Regions from separate parts of the Homo sapiens genome. Here region 1 is linked to region 2. A link is an interaction called in ENCODE POLR2A ChIA-PET data of the cell type or tissue named here. Cell type or tissue: HepG2. All regions are shown on one strand. Each heading gives the region's core, and the rest is flanking DNA. Links, peaks and the distances in the headings are about the cores only. Region 1 holds the start of LOC124904087 (a long non-coding RNA gene). Region 2 holds the start of P4HB (prolyl 4-hydroxylase subunit beta).

The links. Peaks named below come from ENCODE experiments on the same cell type or tissue, not always from the same donor. Only the 100,000 strongest peaks of a DNase experiment are listed, where the experiment ranks them.
Region 1: POLR2A ChIA-PET joins it to region 2 with 10 read pairs; 17 of 35 experiments call an interaction of 5 or more read pairs at or near these places.

What each region holds. Positions count from the first base shown.
Region 1 is chr17:81,961,659-81,972,411 of GRCh38, reverse strand. LOC124904087 (a long non-coding RNA gene) reads right to left here and starts at 4,979. Exons shown (of 2, transcript XR_007065951.1): 1 at 4,892-4,979. RefSeq lists silencers at 4,409-4,458, 4,469-4,628, 5,289-5,528 and an enhancer at 4,548-5,125. In HepG2, for the core only: a CTCF peak has its summit at 5,475; DNase peaks (open chromatin) are centred at 4,331 and 5,421; H3K4me3 peaks cover 892 bases.
Region 2 is chr17:81,854,276-81,865,028 of GRCh38, reverse strand. P4HB (prolyl 4-hydroxylase subunit beta) reads left to right here and starts at 4,494. Exons shown (of 11, transcript NM_000918.4): 1 at 4,494-4,702; 2 at 5,642-5,848; 3 at 9,443-9,576; 4 at 9,750-9,887. The coding sequence starts at 4,558. It overlaps LOC124904086 (a long non-coding RNA gene), which reads right to left and starts at 3,919. Exons shown (of 2, transcript XR_007065950.1): 1 at 3,890-3,919; 2 at 1-1,866. RefSeq lists silencers at 502-796, 4,374-4,593, 4,804-4,903 and an enhancer at 9,053-9,552. In HepG2, for the core only: no CTCF peak of the experiment used is centred there; a DNase peak (open chromatin) is centred at 4,178; H3K4me3 peaks cover 3,476 bases.

The DNA of each region.
Region 1 (10,753 bases), core at 2,104-7,103, 110 kb before region 2:
GCCGGGTGTGGTGCTGCACACCTATAGTCGCAGCTACTCGGGAGGCTGAGGCAGGAGAATCACTTGAACCCGGGAGGTGGAGGTTGCAGTGAGCCGAGATCACACCACTGTACTCCAGCCTGAGTGACAGAGTGAGACTCCATCTCAAAAAAAAAAGAGGAAATGTATTATGGGAATTGGCTCAAATGATTATAGAGGCTGAGAAAGAAGTCCCATGGTCGGTTGTCTGCAAGCTTGAGACAGGAAAACCAGTGTATTATAAACCAGTGTATAACTGAATACTCAAACCAGTGTATAACTCAATACCCAAAACCAGTGTATAACTCAATACATTGGTTTATAATATAATTACAATATAATTTAATTCAATCCAAGTCTGCAGGTCTGAGAACCAGGGGAGCGAGAGGTGTAACTCCCATCCTGAAGCCCCAGAAGTGTAGGATGGGCGGCTGGTGTAAGTCCTGGAGTCCAAAAGCCTGAGAAGCAGGTTGCCCTTCTCCAATGTCCAAGGGCAGGAGGATGGACGTCCCAGCTCAAGAAGAGAGAATGTGTCCTTCTTCCACCTTTTTGTTCTATTTGGGCCCTCAACTGATTGGATGATTCCTGCCCGCTGTGGTGAGGGTGGATCTTCTTGGGCCACTGATCCAAATGCTAATTTCTTCCAGAAACATCCTTGAAGACATACCCAGCCATGAGGTTTTACCAACTCTCTGGGTATCCCTTAGCCTGGTCAAGTTGACACATACAATTAACCATTATAGGTAGGTTAGGTCCGTTTAACAATTTGATGCACGGTTAGGTTACATTTATTTATTTTGTTTTTTACTAAATTTGGGGTTTTTTCTTCATCCTTTTTTATAGTGCTATATTTTCATTGTTCAAAAGGTTTATTTGATTCAGGTGCGGTACGGTGACTCACGCCTGTAATCCCAGCACTTTGGAAGGCCAAAACGGGTGGATCACCTGAGTTCAGGAGTTCAAGACCAGCCTGGCCAACATGATGAAACACCACCTCTACTAAAAATACAAAAATCAGCCGGGCGTGGTGGTGTGTGCCTGTCATCTCAGCTACTCTGGAGGCTGAGGCAGGAGAATCTCTTGAACCCGTGAGGTGGAGGTTGCAGTGAGCCGAGATGGTGCCGCTGCACTCACACTCCAGCCTGGGTGACAGAGCAAGACTCCGTCTCAGAAAAAAAAAAAAAAAATCTACATATGTGCCCACCTGGCACCTGACACAGGAATTTGCTCATCTTTGCAAAAAGAAAAACAAGCAGGCTACCCTAGAAGTTAACGAAAATGGTTTTCTTGGCCGGGCACAGTGGTTCACACCTGTAATCCCAGCACTTTGGGAGGCCAAGATGGGCAGATCACAAGGTCAGGAGTTTGAGACCATCCGGACCAACATGGTGAAACCCCGTATACTAAAAATACAAAAATTGGCCCGGCGTGGTGGTGCACACCTGTAATCCCAGTTACTGAGGAGGCTGACACAGGAGAATTGCTTGAACCCAGGAGGCGGAGGTTGCAGTGAGCCAAGATAGCACCACTGCACTCCAGCCTGGGCAACAGAGCGAGACTCTGTCTCAAAAAAAAAAAAAAATTGGCCGGGCGCAGTGGCTCATGCCTGTAATCCCAGCACTTTGGGAGGCTGAGGTGGGTGGATCACAAGGTCAGGAGATCGCAACCATCCTGGCTAACATGGTGAAAGCCCGTCTCTACTAAAAAAAAAATACAAAAAAATTAGCTGGGTGTGGTGGCGGGTGCCTGTAGTCCCAGCTACTCAGGAGGCTGACGCAGGAGAATGGTGTGAACCCAGGAGGCAGAGCCTGCAGTGAGCGGAGATCGAGCCACTGCAATCCAGCCTGGGCAACTGAGTGAGACTCTGTCTCAAAAAAAAAAAAAAAAAATTAGCCAGGCGTGGTGGCGTGTGCCTGTAGTCCAAGCTACTCAGGAGGCTGAGGCCGGAGTTTGAGGCTGCAGTGAGCTGTGGTCACAACACTGCACTCCAGGCTGGGCAACAGAGCGAGACTCCATCTCTAAAAAGAGAAAAAAAAGAAAATGGTTTTCTATGAGGATGAGTGGGAGAAGAAACAGGTCAGGCCATGTCTTTATACTTTGGAATCAAATATATATATATATATATGTATATATATATATGTATATATATGTATATATATATGTATATATATGTATATATGTGTATATATATGTATATATGTGTATATGTATGTATATATGTATATATATGTATATATGTATATATATGTATATATATGTATATGTATGTATATATGTATATATATATTTTGACTGAGTCTCACTCTGTTGCCCAGGCTGGAGTGCAGTGGCGTGATCGCGGCTCACCACAACCTCCACCTCCCGGGTTCAAGTGATCCGCCGACCTCAGCCTCCCAAAGTGCTGGAATTACCGGCGTGAGCCACTGCGCCCAGCCAGATGTAGATTCTTAACCTATCTTCCTCCTTATACAACAGGTGACCACAGGATATCACAGTCTCTTTTGCTGTTATCACTGCAGCCCACCCACGTTTTCAAAGATTTACGCATGACCCCACTCTGCGGCCACCTATGACTCCACTCTTCTCCACCATGCACTAAGTCAAAAGCACAAAGTGCTCACTGCTGGACATTGCATGGGAGGCCACAGTGTCCAGGCGTGGAATGGTCCAGGCACCAGGTCCAGCCCCCTACCTGCACCGAACTGAACTTTGACCTGGTCTGTGCTGGCCTCCAACATAGAGCCTCGCCTGCCCAGGCCTCAGATCCTCACCTGTAGCACCCTCCAGGCAGGTGAGTGGACCCTGACTTGGCACAGGAAGGCCAAGAGGTCATTGCAGGCAGTGAGTCCCCGGTGGGCTGCAGGAAGCCTGAGCCAGGCCAGAAGATGAGTTTGGGTTCCTCCCCGAAGGCTGCACAAAGTCAATCCCAGGGCTGGCCCAGGCCCTTGCCAGGCCCACTGAATGCCCAGCACAGGGGCTGTCTTCTGCCTGGCTTTCCTGTCTTCCCTTCCCCTGTCACCCTGTCAGGGAGCTCCTTGAACAGCTACTTTTCAGCATCTGCTTCCTCCAGAAGACAAGCCCTGCAAAGGTGCACCTGCCATCCCGGCCCCATGTCCCCGTGCCTGGGACAGGGCTCAGGCAAATGAATGGGAGGTGGTCAGGGAACCTTCCTGTGGCTCATGGAGCTGCCTCACTTCCAGCCTCAGTCAGTGGCCTCTAGGCAGGACAGACACCTGGGCAGGTTCACAATCCCACCTCAGGGCCAGGCAGGGTGACATGCGGCTGTAATCCCAGCATCTAGGGTGGCTAAGGGGGAGGATCACATGAGCCCAAGAGGTCAAGACCAGCCTGGGCAACATAGTGAGACCCCATCTCTACAAAAAAAATTAAAAAGTAACCGAGTGTGGTGGTGCAAGCCTGTAGTCCAAGGTACTCAGGAGGCTGAGGCAGGAGGATCACTTGAGCCCGGGAGTTCAGGGCTACGGTGAGCCGTGATCACACCACTGCAGTCCAGCCTGGCAACACAGAGTGAGACCTTGTCTCTAAAAATAATAATCATAAAAGAATCGCAGCTCATACATAAATGTGCGAGAGGGCTCACACTATTTATTTCATTAAACGAATCTAGTTTCTACCTTGCTGCCGTCTGGCCACTTGGGACCTTGTCAGCCTCAGTTCTAAGGGCGGCATAGTGCTGGTTCTTCTTCTCCGTCCCCACCCCTCTCCGGTTTAACTAGTTTTTTTTTGTTGTTTTTTTTTTTTGAGGCAGAGTCTCACTCTCTCACCCAGGCTGGAGTGCAGTGGCGTGATCTCAGCTCACTCTAACCTCCATCTCCTGGGTTAAAGGAATTCTCGTGCCTCAACATCCCAAGTAGCTGGGATTACAGGCACGCGCCACCACCATGCCTGGCTGATTTTTTTTTTTTTTTTCATCCCATGAGTTTTCTTTCTGTAATGATTTTTGTGTTTTTAGCAGACAGGGTTTCACCATGTTGGCCAGGCTGGTCTCGAACTTCCGACCTCACGTGTTTTCCCTGCTTTGGCCTCCCAAAGTGCTGGGATTACAGGCTTGAGCCACCGCACCCAGCCTGGTTGAACTAGTTCTAAGGAGCAACTGCAGCCAGGTCTGGAGAGGGCTCGGCTGCCACCTTCCCTCCCAGACAGCAGCTAGACAGCTGCTCCCAGGATCTGCTTTGAATTAAAAGTGGCGTGGCCCTTTAAGAGAAGCATCCGCCGGCCGCCCCCGCCGCCGCCGCCCCTCTTTGATGTCGCTGGCGCTGAAAGGTTCCCAGTGGCAAGATCTGAGGGTTTGTTTCTGCCTCCCCAGAGGCCACGTGGGGATCACAGGGAGGGAGGGAGGGCGAGCGAAGGTCACATGGCCTCCCTGGCCTGCTGCCGCTGTTGCGGCAGGAGCAGGAGCGTGGGGACCAGCAGGCTGGACGGGTGGGGGCCGCGGCCTGCAGCTCGTGAGGGCGGTGGAGCCTGGCAGCTGGGAGGGCAAAGGACCAGCCTCTCTGCCCCTCCCCTTGGCACCCGGGAGCCTGACCTCCAGCCTCCCTCACCTGTCCAGGAAGGAGCCACACACTGTCTGCGTGATGTCCCAAGAGGCGGCATCTCCACTGATGAGCTGGGACTCCCCCATCCCCATGCCCTTCCTCCCCCAGCTTTGGAGGGTGGCCTTTCCCTGGTGGCCCTGCCACTCCATGGTTAGCCCAGTAGGCTGCATGTTGGCACCAGCCGGGTGAAGCCGTAGGGAGGAGGCGGGATGGGGCGGAGCTCAGCTGCAGGGGTGCCAAGAGGGGCAGATCCCGCCAAATACCTGGGTCCAAAAATGACAGCCTCGGCCTCCCCGCTGGGCTCTAGGAGCTCTCACCTGGGTGAAGGACATCCTAGGGCAAGGCCGATCCTTTCCACCAGGGAATCCAGAGGCCACTCACTCCCAGGCACTGGGGCCAGGGAGAGGGCAGCCCCAACACCAAGCCCAGGAGCAGCCGCCCCGCCCAGGGGCCCCCCTCGCCCCTCCAAGGACCTGGGCGAGAGCCACAGCAGCTCCTGACAAGGGACTTGGCTCATCAAGGTCCCAGGATATGAGGCCAAGAAGGGTCCTTCTGATGGATGGGGTGACCAGAAAAGGAGGTTGGGGGAAACCAAAAAGGGGCCATGCTCTGCGACGGCACCGCCTGGCCTCGGCACCTCCCCCACTCTGAGCCGGTTGGAGAGCAGGGCCTCCCCCAAGAGCCAGCCAAGGGGGAAGCGGCGGCCTCCCCCAACAGCCAGCCACATGGGGAAGCGGGTGGCCCGCCTCACTTCCCTGCTCACTTGGGCCTCAGAGGCCAGCAGCTGGGGCGCAGGGCAGCCCAGGTGGCCAGGCGGGGCGGGGCGGCCGAGGCCAGCACACAACAGCTGGGCCCCAGACGGCTGGCAGCAGCTGGAGCCCAGAGCGGCCCTGGCGCTCAAGGCCCTGGGGGGAGGGGCCCGGGATGTGCGGCAGGGAGCCGCCTCCAGTATGGACAAGGAAGCCGGGTCTGGGGCTGCCTGACATGCTGTGTGCTGGACGCTCATATCACCAAGTTCCAGGGCCCCACGCGAGGTCTCGAGGGGACCCCTGTACCGCCAGCTGCCCTCCATCACACCTTCCTCCCTCTCCGACTGCGCCTGCCCGCCAGCTTGGGCCCTTGCTTCCTGAAATGTGCTGTCTTGACCCCTTTTTCCCAGGGGGGGGGCTCCGGCCCCCCAGCACAGCCGTGACCCCGGCGGATTGACTCAGAACCACCTGTGCATCCCCAGCTCCCTCCCCAGGGGAAGGCGGTGAACAGAACCCTCACCCCGTCCTGTCTCGGGGTGCCTCTCCTGAAGCACAGAGTCCCCTCTGGGCCTTCGTTTCCCCAGCTTTCCTGCCGCGGGGCACACAGAGTCTAGGCTCAGTCAGAAGCCCCGGCGCCACCTGAATGGGAGCCTGGGGAACCCTGTATGGTCCTCCCTGAACAGGACAGTGGGGATGGGGCAGGGCCAGGGAAGCAGAGAAGGGCACACCCTGTGAGGGACACCACACGCAACCATGCAGCCTGGGATGGGCACTGTGGTGCTCTCGTCGCCAGGCCCCCATGTCTGCCCTCGCAGTCAACCTTGGTCCCTGGGGGATCGCCTGCAATCCCACGACGCCTGGGCAGCATAACTGTCATTTATCACATGGTCATCGCCGGAGACGCCGAGCGGAGCCCCCAAACATCCTGCACCTTTGATGTTCACGCGGACTCTGTGAGGCAGGTGCTGTTCTCATCCCGTTTTACAGACGAGGAACCTGAGACGCAACTGCAGGCCCCGCAGCAGCCGGTACTTGGCTGTCCTAACCCATCCGCTCTGGTGCAGACAAAGTGGATATCTGTCTAACATGCAAAAGGAGGGTTCTGAAACACCCTACCTGCCAGGAAGGTTTCTAGAGAGGAGCCGGCCCACTCCACCCCAAGCTGGCCACTCCGCTCACGGGGCCTCAGGCCTCATCCCCGCCACCTGGTGCCCTGTGCCCAGCCTGATCGTTGTTGGTCTTACCCACTGATTCTTTTAGATGGAAGCGGGATCTTGCTGTGCTGCCCAGGCTGGTCTCGAACCCCTGGGCTCAAGCAATCCTTCTTCCAGGACTTCCCAAAGTGCTGGGATTACAGGCGTGAGCCACCGTGCCCAGTCAGAACTAACTACTTTAAAATATCAGGGTGGGTGCCATGGCTCATGCCTGTAATCCCAGCACTTTGGGAGGCCAAGGCAGGTGGATCACCTGAGGTCAGGAGTTCGAGATCAGCCTAACATGGTGAAACCCCGTCTCTACTTAATACAAAAAAAAAAAAAAATTAGCTGAGCCTGGTGGCGCATGTCTGTAATTCCAGTTACTCAGGAGTCTGAGGCAGGAGAATCGCTTGAACCCGGGAGGGAGAGGTTGCAGTGAGCTGAGATCGAGCCATTGCACTCCAGTCTGGGCAACAAGAGTAAAACTCCATCTCAAAAAAAAAAAAAAAAAAATCTAATCACATGACAGAGTACATTCAGAAAATTGTGCAACCATTACCACAATCCATTTTAGAACATTTTAATCACCCCAAAAAGAAACCCCGTACCAGCTGGGCACAGTGGCTCACGCCTATAATCCCAGCACTTTGGGAGGCCGAGGTGGGTGGATCACCTGAGGTCAGAGACCAGCTGATCAACATGGTGAAACCCCATGTCTACTAAAAATACAAAAATTAGCTGGGCATGGTGGTGCACACCTGTAATCCCAGCTATGTAGGAGAATTGTTGGAGCCTTAGAGTCGGAAGTTGCAGCGAGCCGAGATCACATCACTGCATTCCAGCCTGGGTGACAGAGCAAGATTCTGTCTTACAAAAAAACAAAAGAAAAAAAGAAATCCTGTACCCATTAGTAATCACTCCCTGTTTCTCTCCATCTCCTGGAAACCACCAGCGGACTTTCTATCTCTATGAAGTTGCCTCTTCTGGACACTCGAAATGAATGGACTCATACCGCATGTGCCCTTCAGTGTCCAGTTCATGTCACTTGGCTGATATTCTCAAGATTCACCCACAGTGCAGCATATGTCAGAACTTCGTTTGTTTTACGGCTAGAATATATTCCGTTGTATGGCTGTGTTCCATTGTGTTTACCCACTCATCTGCTGATGGACTTTGGGGCTGTTTTCCGCCTTTTGGCTACTGTGACTAGTCCTGCTGTGAACATTCATGAGCCAGTTTTTGTTTGAACACTTGTCTTCAATTCTCTGGGTGTATCCCTGGGAGTGGGCCTGCTGGGTCACGTGTTTTGTGTAACATACTGAGGAGCCACCAAACCGTTTTCCATGGTGAGGGACGTGGCCACTGCACTGTCCATCCCCACAGCGATGCTCTGGGGCTTCTGTGTCACCGCGGCTGCACCCACGCTTGTTAGTTTCTGTGTTTTGATCGTGGTCATCTTAGTGGGCATGAGGTAGCATCTGACCCATTACTGATGGACCTGGGTCCCCCTTTCTTATACCTGTCAGGGCCAGGTTGGTCCCATCTTGATGCAGGTGGCCTGGAAGCAAAGGCCCAGCACCTGCTGGCCCATAGGACCCGCCACGGGAGCTGCTGCCAGGCTCTGGGTGCTCAAAACTCCGGGTGGGGAGTCCCAGGTGCAGAGGATAAAGCTGTCCCAGGGGCTGGGGAAGTGTGAGGACAGAGCCAGTCGGTGTGAGTCAAGAGGAGGACATGGGTGTGAGCAGCTGCTGAGCCTCGGGAGCCCCGTCCCCGGCCGTAGGACTGCAGCCTTGTCAGTCATCCGGTCACGGCAAGGGGCTTCGGAGGAGAGGGGAATGGGGGGAGGTGGAGGAAGGGCAGAGGTTCTGGGGAAGTCTTGGGTTTGAGCCTCTTCTGGCGTCTGCTACCAGTGTTGAATAAACCAAAATGTGAACTCATTTCGGTTCAACATGCAGGCTCCATCGCATTACAGGAGACGTCAGAAACTGTAACGCACATGGTCTTCTCCCGTCCTGGAATTTTCATCGGTGATCATGACTGCCACCCCTACCGCGCAATTTCACAAGTGGGCTCTTATAATCCCACAACAGCCCTCTGACAGAGGCACTGTTATCACCCCGCTTTAAAGGAGAGGAAGCGGCGGGGCACCGTGGCTCACACCTGTAATCGCAGCACTTCGGGAGGCCAAGGTGGGCGGATCACGAGGTCAGGAGACTGAGACCATCCTGGCTAACACGGTGAAACCCCGTCTCTACTAAAAATACAAAAAAGTTAGGCAGGCGTGATGGGACACGCCTGTAGTCCCAGCTACTCGGGAAACTGAGGCAGGAGAATTGCTGGAACCCGAAAGGCAGAGGTTGCAGTGAGCCGAGATCACGTCATGCTCTCTAGCCTGGGTGACAGAGCAAGACTCTGTCTCAAAAAGATAAATAAATAAATAAATGAGAGGAAGCACAGGCATAAGGAAAGGTCACAGGCCTTCCCTGGGATGTCCATACTGCACCAGGAGATGGCTCAGAGCCAGGGCGGTGTGAAGATCAACCCTGTGCAGCCAGCTGGAAGATGCCATCACGCTCCGGACTTGGAATAACAGGTGCCCGGCGGGAGAGGCCTCCTCCGGACAGGTTCCTGCTGGACGCTGAAATCTGCCCTGGGTCAGCCTTCCCCGCCGGGGTGTGGGTGGGAGAACGCCTCAGGATGGGACCTGCGTCTGAAGCTACTGCCCTTGGCCAGCCCCACACTTGGCTTTTAAACTGACCCGACGGCGGAGGGACAGCAGGGGGGATTTCTGAGTGAGCAGAGAGCTAAGGGTGAGCCTCAGCTCTTCTGTTAGTGTCCCTGAACCTCAGTTCCCCTCGTCAGGAAAATGCTGCAACCTGCCCTGTGGGGAGAGGGACCTGAGTTTGTGACAGCCTGCCTCCCTCTGAGAATGTCCCCAGGTTAGGCTGACCTCCAGGGCACCCCAGCCTGATCTTAGGCCTTGTGGTTTACACTGGGGTGCCTTACACCCATCGAATGCGCGGGGCAACAGCTCCCAGCGTTTGGTCTCTCTGTTTCACAAGAGCCCAGGTAACTCGGCTGTCTGCGGGTGCAGGCGGCGCTGGGACTTTCTCCCTAAGCTCCTCACTCAGCCCGGGGCTGGCAAGGAGGACGTCCACATGGCCCCGGCCGGCGGCTCGGGGGCATCCTGGCTGCAGGCACCGCCCTGCGCCTCTGCTCTCCTGCCCCACGTGGTGCCGTAGGCTCCCCACTGTCCTGAATTAGGAGGGGCTCTGGAAGCTCTGCTTGTGTCTAGATCGTTGTCCTGAAATGTAAGACCTGGTTGTCCTGAAACGTAAGACCTGTTTCCTATTTTTAAAATGGGTGTCATGGCGCCCAGCAGGCTTCAGACCGGAGGGTGAAGGAGAAAGTCTGCCCGGCCCCGCTGGCCCTGCGTATGTCCTTTCCTTTCTTTTGTCCATCCCACCCGCGCTCACCCCAGCAGGAAACCTCCTGAACCCCTCCTGTCCACCCTGCTCCAGTACTGATTTCCCACAGGAACCTTGTTCTAACCCCACTGCCCAGAGCCTCGGGAGTGGACAGGGGTGCTCTCCAAGGTGAAGCATGGGGCAGGTGCCCTTCGTGGCATGAAGGGCCGCAAGCAGAGGCCTAGCGGGCAGCCACTGGACCCTTGGCCTCCTCCCCCAGTGGCGGCTGGGGCAGGTTCTTGGGGGGTCCTCGGCATGGGGCCAGCAGCCAGGCTGGGGCGGGCGGAGATCCAGGACCTCACCTCTGGCCCCGCGATCTCCTTAAGTCGTAGCTGCTTCTCTGACCCCAGCGCCAGCAGGAGCGCCCCGGAACTGAGCGACTCCCCCGCGGCGCCTTGCTGGGGCGCGCGGTCCCTCCCGCAGGTCTCCGAGGGAGCCAGGACCTCGCGCCCCACCTGTCCGCTTCTCCAGGAGGCCCCGGCGCCACTGCTGCCGGGCCCTCGGCTGGAAGCCCTGTGTCCGCCGCCGCTTTGATCCCGGGGGGCCCTGCTGGATAAAAGTCCCTGGCGGCTCCGCGCCAGCGCCAGAGGGGGAGCGCAGCCGAGCCGGGCGCACCAGCGGGACGGCGCAGGGCCAGGGGCGCTGAGAGGACGGGGCCACTGGGCCGCCCGCGCTGGCCGCGGTGAGAGCGGGGCCCCAGGGCTGCGCGAGGTGGGGCGATGCGGGCCGGGGTCCGAATCCCCCACGGCCTGCTCTGGGCCTGGGCA
Region 2 (10,753 bases), core at 1,691-6,690:
CGCCTGTAATCCCAGCACTTTGGGAGGCCGAGGCAGGAGGATCACGAGGTCAGGAGTTCGAGACCAGCCTGACAAACATGGTGAAACCCTGCCTCTACTAAAAATACAAAAATCATCCAGGGTTGGTGGTACACGCTTATAATCCCAGCTACTCAGGAGGCCAAGGCAGGAGAATCGCTTGAACCTGGGAGGCAGAGGTTGCAGGAGAATCGCTTGAACCTGGGAGGTGGAGGTTGCAGTGAGCCAAGATCACGCCACCACACTCCAGCCTGGGCAACAGAGGGAGACTCTGTCTCGAAAAAACAAAAAACAAACAAAAACCAACTAAGCAACATTTAATGGATCCCTTCACCAAGCCTGAGACTCCCTAAAGGATGTCTGGAGCACCTGTGATGATCCAAAGAAATACCAGCCACAGGAGGGCTCTGACCCCCAAGGGCACACTCCTCGAAGGGCCTGGGCATGAGGTGAACACAGCCCATCTTCTCACCCTAGGGTTAGAAGGCACAGGAGCAGGCCTCAGGAAAAGGACATCAGCCCTCTGCAGGTGCCCAGCGGAACCAGCCTGCATTCTTGGGGGCAGGACCCATGCCCTGCACATTTCCATCCACTCAACAACCCCCATAGAGGGCGTCTCAGGCCATCGCAGACCAGGCTTCCTCCTCCAGCCTTACCAGAAAGTCCACCTTTGCTGCACCTGTCAGGTTGGTGTAGGAAGCCAGTCCAAGGGCAGAGGCACCTTGAGAGGACCCTATGGGCAGCCATGGCATCTGTCTAAGATACTGTGATTCGGCTGGGCGTGCTGGCTCACATCTGTAACCCCAGTGCTTTGGGAAGCTGAAGAGGGGAGGATCCTTTGAGGTCAGGAGTTCAAGACCAGCCTGAGCAACATAGCAAGATCCTGTCTTTAAAGAAAAAAAATGCTGCCATCTATCTAGATTAGTGCTGGTTGGGCACCTGATTTTCACAGGAGAATGTCAGGTCGGCCACAGCCACCTGGGCTGCTGTTCTGTAGCCCTGCCCTCTGCTACCCTGGCTAGGCCTTCACCCACACTGAGGTGTGTTCCACTGGCCCAGAGCCAGCCTGAGACTCATCCACGGCCACTGGGATCCTTGCCTGGTCTGTGTGCCTTGAGTATTCACCACTTGGTCCCAGTTTTCATTGTCTGTGAACACTTTTCCTTTTTACTTTATGCTCTGGCCTAAGCTGCCGCCAAACCATCACAAGCTAATCAACATTATGGTATGTCAAATCTCTTCACTCTTCCCCCAACAGTGGACAAAACACAAGCTACAATATTTAGGCATCTGAACTCTGACCTCGTATCTAGATGTGGTACAAATATGGGCTGGGGTTTTATGTAAGATACAGGGTCTCTGTCACGCAGACAGAAGTGCAGTGGTATGATCATGGCTCACTGCAGCCTAGACCTCCTGGGCCCAAGCTATTCTCCTGCCTCACCCTCCAAAGTAGCTGAGATTATAGGCATGCAACACCATGCCCAGCTTGTCTCAGGCCCCAAACTGTGGTCTGTACAACAGCTCATGGCAACCACAAAAACGTTGGAAGATAGTGCAGTGACCTGAAGCAATTTCCATCATCCAGAGAGCAGAAGGAACAATGCCTGCAATCAAAACCATTTATGAAGAGATGGTGTTTCCTGAGTGGGCTCCAGGCCAGTGCTCAGGGAGGCACATACTCATATTCCTTCTTGGCCAGAAAAGTCACCCGGAGGAAGCAGACAGTTCTCCCAGCAGGTACAACTTATGCCGCTGACTGACCTTTGCTCCGCTGGCACTGGGGGGAAGGGAACAGGGGACCCAGTCTTGACCACAAGGAGCTCATATTCTAGTGGAGGGAGTTCCCTGTCGGAAGGAGAAGCATGTTCTCAGGAACAACTGATCAACAAACAGAAACTCTCAAAGTACAAAAGCAACTTACTCTACGTTTTACCATTTCAAAAGTCAGGATACTATTGCAGTCAATGTGTATACATTTAACATGGGAGTACCTCCCTTTTGCCTGCCAAGTTTCAACTTTAAAATCAGTGGCGGTGCCGATTCCCAGCGGAGGAAAGTGAGGAGGAATGGAGAGGGCAGGCACCTGGGGAAAAGGAGAGCAGCAGATTCCAGGCAGTGAGGGAGACGGAGGGCTGCCAGTGTCCAACACTAACAAAATGCAGACCATCTATGTAATTTTAAAAGTTTCTAAAAGCCACGTTAAAAGATAGAAGAGGAGGCCTGGTGCGGTGGCTCACGCCTATAATCCCAACGCTTTGGGAGGCCAAGGCGGGTGGATCACCTGACGTCAGGAGTTCGAGACCAGCCTGGCCAACATGGTAAAACCCTGTCTCTACTAAAAATACAAAAATTAGCTGGGCATGGTGGTGCATGCCTGTAATCCCAGCTACTCGGGAGGCTGAGGCAGGAGAATCGCTTGAATCCGGGAGGTGGAGTGAGCCGAGATCGCCCACTGCACTCCAGCTTGGATGACAAAGTGAGATTCTGTCTCAAAAAAATAAAAAATAAAAATTTTAAAAAAAGGACATTTTTTTACTATTTTTTGAGATAGGGTGTCGATCTGTCGCCCAGGCTGGAGTGCAGTGGTGGGATCATGGCTCACCGCAGCCTCAGCCTCCTGGGCTCAAATGATTCTCCCACCTCCACCTCCCAAGTAGCTGGGACCACAGGTGCACACCACCGTGCCTGGCTAATTTTTTTAATTTATTTTTTGTAGAGACGGGAGTCTCACTATGTTGCCCAGGCTGGTCTCGAACTCCTGGGCTGAAGGGATCCTCCTGCCTCGGTCTCCAAAAGTGGTGGGATTACAGGAGTGAGCCACACAGCACCTGGCCTCAATATTATTATGTAATCCAACATATGCATACAGAATATTTCAACATGTAGTAGTCAATGTAAAGTTATTAACGAAATACTGTACCTTCTGTCCTCCAGCCCCTACACGCACACTTTTTTTTTTTTTTTTTTGAGATGGAGTCTCGCTCTGTTGCCCAGGCTGGAGTGCAATGGCGCGATCTCGGCTCACTGCAACCTCTGCCTCCTGGGTTCAAGCGATTCTCTTGCCTCAGCCTCCCGAGTAGCTGGGATTACAGGCGCGCGCCACCAGGCCCTGTTAATTTTTGTATTTTTAGTAGAGACGGGAGGTGAGGGGGTTTCACCATGTTGATCAGGCTGGTCTCGAACTCCTGACCTCGTGATCCGCCCGCCTCGGCCTTCCAAAGTGCTGGGATTACAGGCGTGAGCCACCGCACTCGGCCCCGCACACTCAGTCTTAGAAGTTTGATGTGCATTGCGCACTCACAGCCCGTCTCAGGTGGACTGGCCATATTTCAAGTGCTCAGGAGCCTCGGTGGCGGGTCGAGTCGGGAGGCAAACCCAGCTGCTGCCTTCGGAGTGAAGCAGCGCCCAGGGTATTTCCACAGCTGTGTAACAGCTGCGAGGTCTCCTGAGCCGACCAGAGCATCTGAGAAGCACCAGAGAAGGGGCAGCGTCACAGGATTTGGCAACCCGTGGGAAAGGAAGGAAGAGATCGCACAGGGCAAAGGGCCGCTCCCTGAAGGCCTTAGCGGGGAGTACCTTTCCTGCGGCCGCTCCACGCATGAGCAGCGTCTTCCTGGGGCCTGGGAGCCGGCAGGTCCCCGGGGCCCAGGTCCCGCCCCTCCCGCCCGTCTCTCCAGCCCCATTCTCCTAACCACCCGCCCTGTGCTCGTATCCCCTCCGAGGCTTCCTCGCACTGTGCGCACGATTCCCATGCCCAGGCCCTGCCGCCATGCCTCGGTGAGTGTCTCGCGTGACCTCGCGGAGCGCGTCGGACCGGGCCGGCTATCCCACACCGAGCCCACCGCCGACCCTAGGCGGCCAACCCCACCTTCCACGGCCGCCGCCGCACGCTTGACACGCGCGCCGGAAATTGCGTCACCCCAACTTCCGGTCCGGGGGCCGGGGGGCGTGCCAGTTGGGTACGCGGTCCAGTCAGAATGCAACACGAGGGGTTTCGGAAGCGCAGCCGCAGCTCCGCCCCTAAACTGGGAACTCCTCCCCACTGCCACGTTCGACGAAGGAACGCGCAGAGTGCGCGCATCCCTTGGCCAATCAGGAGGCGCAGAGTCCGTGCTACCGAAAGGGGCAGCCATTCCAGACCCGTGGAAGGTGCAGGCGAAAGCCACCAATTAGAAGCCAAGGCAGAAAAAGTTCTTGTCGGGAGCCAATGAGAGGCTAAGAAAGACAGCGAGCGCGAGGTCCTCGGCCAATCCCGAACGAAGGCCAGGGAGCACTCAGGAGCGTTTCCGAATCCGGGGCCAGGCCTGGTGTGAGTGTCCAATCCGAGAGCGGCAAAGACGAGCCTCGAAGTCCGCCGGCCAATCGAAGGCGGGCCCCAGCGGCGCGTGCGCGCCGCGGCCAGCGCGCGCGGGCGGGGGGGCAGGCGCGCCCCGGACCCAGGATTTATAAAGGCGAGGCCGGGACCGGCGCGCGCTCTCGTCGCCCCCGCTGTCCCGGCGGCGCCAACCGAAGCGCCCCGCCTGATCCGTGTCCGACATGCTGCGCCGCGCTCTGCTGTGCCTGGCCGTGGCCGCCCTGGTGCGCGCCGACGCCCCCGAGGAGGAGGACCACGTCCTGGTGCTGCGGAAAAGCAACTTCGCGGAGGCGCTGGCGGCCCACAAGTACCTGCTGGTGGAGTTCTGTGAGCGCCGGGCCTGGCGGGCGGGCGGGGCTCGGGGCCGCTGAGCCAGGCTCTTGGGACGCAGGCACGGCCCGGCAGCCCCCGGGGTCGGGACCCCCGGCGCGCCCGGAACTGAAGGGCTCCCTTGCTGCCCGCCTTGGGGGCCATGTCAGGGGCTCCCTGGGGGTGAGAGCCGGGCTGGGAGCCGGGGGGCCGTCCCGATGCCCGCCCTGCGCACGGCAGGATCTTCCTGTTAGTGCGAGAAGAACAGGATCGACCTGTGTGAGCAAACAGAGCAAGCCAGTGTCCAGCCTTGCCGAGTCCTCCCCGGGGGCCGACCCGGAAGGCGCCCCGCTCCTGCCCACCCCACCTTCAGCTTGCCACAGCAGTCCTTCCGATGGTGTCTCAGAGGAGAATCCCAAGCCTTCCTCACGTCCATAAGGATTTGAGCTCTGTCCCTGGGGTGGGAACCTTGTGCCTGACACAGCTGCTAACTCTATTGACAGATCGTCTTATTCTCACCCTAAGCAACTCAGGGTCTGTGTGCACGGATGTGCATCTCATACTCACAGCTAGTGCTGGTACAGGCCGCCACGGTCACTTCTTCACTTTTGTCTGTAGTCTTAAAGGGAAAGTCTAGGGGAGATCCTTGCCTTAGTTGCCTGTGGGGAATAAGAAGTCAGCAACCATTGAAAGGTTTGTCTGGCTGTGCTGATGGTGACATAGCAGAGTGGGGGCTGGTGTTGGTTGGTGGTAGTTTGTCGTTCACGGCCTCTGTCCTGATATTGCCCAAGAACACCAGGCTATCAGCTCAGCCTTGTGCGTTAGGAGGGGTTATCTTGGTGAGTAGATAAGGTTTTTATGAAGGGAAATGCCAGAGGAAAAAGGGAAGCACTGCTGAGGGATCAAGGCTGCTTTAGGGATCAAGGCTGCTTTCTAGCATCTCATTTCCGCTTCCAGATGCCCCTTGGTGTGGCCACTGCAAGGCTCTGGCCCCTGAGTATGCCAAAGCCGCTGGGAAGCTGAAGGCAGAAGGTTCCGAGATCAGGTTGGCCAAGGTGGACGCCACGGAGGAGTCTGACCTGGCCCAGCAGTACGGCGTGCGCGGCTATCCCACCATCAAGTTCTTCAGGAATGGAGACACGGCTTCCCCCAAGGAATATACAGGTGTGGCTGTGGCACTGCCCTTGAACTGTCTTTAGAGAGGGACTGGCCTGCCGACTTGGAAGGGCAGGGGCAGCTGTCTGAGCGGTGGGGAGGCCGGGTTCCAGAGGCTTGGAGGGATCCCGTTCCTCAGGCCGGGTTCTCTGTCCACTTGTGCCCTGAGGGTCTTGTGAGGAGTTTTCATCCTGGAAGAACCTTCGAATGGAGAACCTGTCTTGTCTGGTGCCATCCTGGGGGCGGCTGGCTGAGGTCTGTTTGGAGACTGACCAGCGAGGAGAGGGAGACTGGTGCCTTTCTGGCCACATGGGCTGTTTGTGCTGCCCCCTGTTCCTAGGAGCAGCAGCATGGCTGTAGCTCTCGGGGTGACACCTGCTAGCTGTCGTGTGTAGCGTGCCAGCTGCCGCGTCACGTGCTTGCGTGATTTCTCCTCGCATCCTCTCTGTGAGGCGGGCTTTTCCCAGACAAAGGGCTGAGGCTTAGAGCAGCTGAGTAACAGCATCGAGCCTGTCGGTAGCAGACCTCGAATCCAAGCCCGCCCTGCTCCGTCTGTAGCACGGGCCCTCAGCTGCTCGTCTGCCGCCTCTGAAGCTGCCGTAGTGGAGGCCGAGCCCCTGTGTAGCCAGATCAGTGACGGTGGCAAAAGAAAACTCGTCTATAAAACCGGTTCTGTGGCATGTCAGATGCTCATGGTGGGTAGCCCGAAAGCAGCTCATTCCAGTGTTAGCAGGGTTCTCCCCTTAAGCAGGTGTGCCCTGTCCTGTTCTAGTGGCAGCAACTCCGTGGTTGCCTCTCACTTGGCTGTTTTGATGTTTCCTTTTGTCCCCTTAAGCAGGTGTGCCCTGTCCTGTTCTAGTGGCAGCAGCTCTGTGGTTGCCTCTCACTTGGCTGTTTTGATGTTTCCTTTTTTTTTTTTTTTTTTTTTTTTTGAGACAGTCTCGCTCTGTCGTGCAGTGGTGCGATCTCTGCTCACTGCAACCTCTGCCTCCCGGGTACAAGTGATTCTCCTGCCTCAGCCTCTTGAGTAGCTGGGGCTACAGGTGTGCACCACCACGCCTGGCTAATTTTTGTATTTTTAGTAGAGACGGGGTTTCACCATGTTGGCCAGGATGGTCTCGATCGTGACCTCGTGATCCACCCGTCTCGGCCTCCTAGAGTGCTAGGATTACAGGCGTGATTGATGTTCTCATTTTTTACTCATGTTCACTTTTGGAACGGGAAGTGCTCTGTCCAAAGTCACCGTGGTTCTGTCACTAACACTCAGGTTTGCAGATGAGATGAGCACTCCTAAATCCACTTGTCACTGGTGACCGTCTTGTTAGCACTGGTGGAATCCTTCTACATCTGAATGGGGTTTTCCCGATTCGGACCAGGGAGTCAAGTTCTAGGAGGGAAAAAGGAGAGGCATCATTCCTTAGCCTCAGTCTCCCAGGAGGAGGAAGTTTCTTTCCTGTCAGTTGACCGCCTTTGGTGGCATAAAAGTGTGTCATCTTCTTCCTGGTCTGGGAGGCATGGAGGGTGGGCCATTGGCGAGAACTCCCGAAACGCCTGGGATAAGTTAGGAGGCGCGGGAGTCAGGTGGGCGGGGCGTCAGCCTGTTCCCAGAGGTAGAAAACTGGCACTGAGTTTTGAGTTACTGTCCACCTCTCTAAAATGAGGCCTGCTGTCAGACTCCTGGGTGAGAACATGTGTTTGATGGATGTACATGTCAAAGAAAATTTAGATAACGCAGAGGACAGGCTGGGTGCGGTGGCTCATGCCTGTAATCCCAGCACTTTGGGAGGCTGAGACGGGTGGATCACCTGAGGTCAGGAGTTCGAGGCCAGCATGGCCAATATGGTGAAACCCCCGTCTCTACTAAAAATACAAAAATTAGCCGGGCGTGGTGGTGCACGTCTGTAATCCCAGCTACTTGGGAGGCTGACACAGGAGAATCCCTTGAACCTGGGAGGTAAGGTTGCAGTGAGCTGAGATCGTGCCACCGCACTCCAGCCTGGGTGACAGAGTGAGACTTCGTTTCAAAAAATAAAATTTTTAAAATGCAGAGGGCCATCCTGGGCAACATGGTGAAACCCTGTCTACAAAAAATACAAAAATTAGCTAGGGCTGGGCACAGTGGTTCATCCCGGTAATCCCAGCACTTTGGAAGGCCGAGGTGGGCGGACTGCTTAATCCCAGGAGTTTGAGACCATCCTAGGCAACGTGGCAAAACCCCATCTCTACAAAAAATAGAAAAATTGGCCGGGCATGGTGGCTCACGCATGTAATCCCAGCACTTTGGGAGGCCGAGGCGGGCGGATCACGAGGTCAGGAGTTCAAGACCAGCCTGGCCAACACAGTGAAACCCCGTCTCTACTAAAAATACAAAAATTAGCTGGGCATGGTGGCGGGCGCCTGTAATACCAGCTATTTGGGAGGCCGAGGCAGGAGAATCACTTGAACCTGGGAGATGGAGGTTGCAGTGAGCCAGGATGGCGCCACTGCATTCTCCAGCCTGGACGACAGAGGTAGATTCCGTCTCAAAAAAAAAAAAAAAAAAGAAGAAACATTGCTGGGCGCAGTGGCTCACCTCTGTAATCCTAGCACTTTGGGAGACCGCTGAGGCAGGTGTATCACCTGAGGTCAGGAGTGAGACCAGCCTGGCCAACATGGGGAACCCTGTCTCTGCTAAACATACAAAAATTAGCCGGGTGTGGTGGCGGGCACCTATAATCCTAGCTACGCGGGAGGGTCAGGCAGGAGAATTGCTTGAACCCGGGAGGTGGAGGTTGCAGTGAGCCGAGATCACACTATTGCACTCCAGCCTGAGCAACAAGAGCAAAACTCCGCCTCAAAAAAAAAAAAAAAAAAAAGTTAGTTGGGTGTGGTGGCACATGCCTGTGGTCCCAGCTACTTGGGAGCCTGAGGTAGGAGGATTGCTTGAGCCCAGAAGTTCGAGGTTGCAGTGAGCCATGATCATGCCACTGCACTCTAACCTGGGTGACAGAGCAAGACCCTGTCTTCCAAGAAAAAAAAAAGGGCTGGGATTGGTGGCTCATGCCTGTAATCCCAGCACTTTGGGAAGTCGTGGTGGGCAAACTGCTTGAGCACAGGAGTTAAAGACCAGCCTGGGCAACGTGGCAAAACCCCGTCTCTACAATAAATACAAAAATGAGCTGGGTGTGGTAGCGTGCATCTGTACCCCAGATACTCAGGAGGCTGAGGTTGGGAAGATTGCTTGAGCCCAGTGGGTGGAGGCTGCAGTGAGCCAAGATTCTGCCACTACCCTCCAGCTGGGTAACAGAGTGAGCCCCTGTGTCAAAAGAAAAAAGAAAATGCAGAGAGATCAGAGAAAAAAAATGGGTTTGTGATCCTGTTATTCAGAGACAGAATCACCCTCTTCCCTCTCCACTCCCCATAAACACAACCACAGTCTCACGTACACTGGGGTTTAGGAGGCGGGCGGACGGCACCGGGCCTCTTCCATGGTGGGAGAACATCTTACTTAGGTTGATTCAGGTGTCCTCAGCCTGGCTGGCAGAGAGCAGAGACGGGAGCAGGCGCGGCAGGGCAGGCGGCACTCCCTGTTTGAGAGTAGAACCTACATTTGTTTGGGGTTAGCTGGCAGAGAGGCTGATGACATCGTGAACTGGCTGAAGAAGCGCACGGGCCCGGCTGCCACCACCCTGCCTGACGGCGCAGCTGCAGAGTCCTTGGTGGAGTCCAGCGAGGTGGCTGTCATCGGCTTCTTCAAGGTAGAGACCAGAGCATTCCAGTCTTCCTTCCTTCCGTCATCCATTGAGGAGGGGTCCACAGCCTGCAGCTGGCAGTTCTGCACGTGTCCCCCCTGGCCTGGGCTCTACAGGGTCTGCCCTACTGCTTGGTGCTGCGGGATCATGACGACCTCTGCTTCTCCCTCCTCATTCAGGACGTGGAGTCGGACTCTGCCAAGCAGTTTTTGCAGGCAGCAGAGGCCATCGATGACATACCATTTGGGATCACTTCCAACAGTGACGTGTTCTCCAAATACCAGCTCGACAAAGATGGGGTTGTCCTCTTTAAGAAGGTGAGTGGCCCCAGGCAGCTCTGCCCAGGTTAGTTCTGGGGTTGGTCTGCAGAGGGTGGCGTTGCTCTCCTTATCGTTAAGGGAACCTTGCTCCTGGCACCTTTGGCCCAATAGGTATGTTCTGCAGCTTTGCCAAGTTGGGGTGTTGCGCTGATGCCTGTGGCCTGGTCTTCGCATTCAGCTGTGGGCTTTCTGGCCACTCTCCTGCCACAGCCGCCTCAGAACTGCTTTTGACTGTTAGCTTTTTTTTTTTTTTCAATTATGATAAAACATGTAACAACATTTGCCCTTTTTTTTTTTTTGGGAGAGTCTTGCTCTGTCACCCATGCTGGAGTGCAGTTGCGTGATCTCGGCTCACTGCACCCTCCGCCTCCTGGGTTCAAGTGATTCTCCTGCCTCGGCCTCCCGAGTAGCTGGGACTACAGGCATGCACTACCATGCCCAGCTAATCTTTGTTTTAGTAGAGATGAGATTTCACCATTTTGGCCAGGATGGTATCAATCTCTTGACCTCGTGATCCACCCACCTCAGCCTCCCAAAGTGCTGGGATTACAGATGTGAGCCACCGCGCCTGGCCCCGTTTGCCTTTTTTTTTTTTGAGATAGGGTTTCTCACTCTGCCGCCCAGGCTGGAGTGCGGTGGTGCATTCTTAGCTCACTGCAACTTCTGCTTCCCAGGCTCAAGTGATCCTCTAACCTCAGCCTCCCGAGCAGCTGGAACTACAGGCGCGTGCCACCACGCTGGGCTGAGTTTTTGTATTTTTTGGTAGACATGGGGTTTTGCTGTGTTGTCCAGGCTGGTCTTGAACTCCTGAGCTCCGAGTGGTCTGCCTGCCTCAGCCTCCCAAAATGGTGGGATCACAGGCG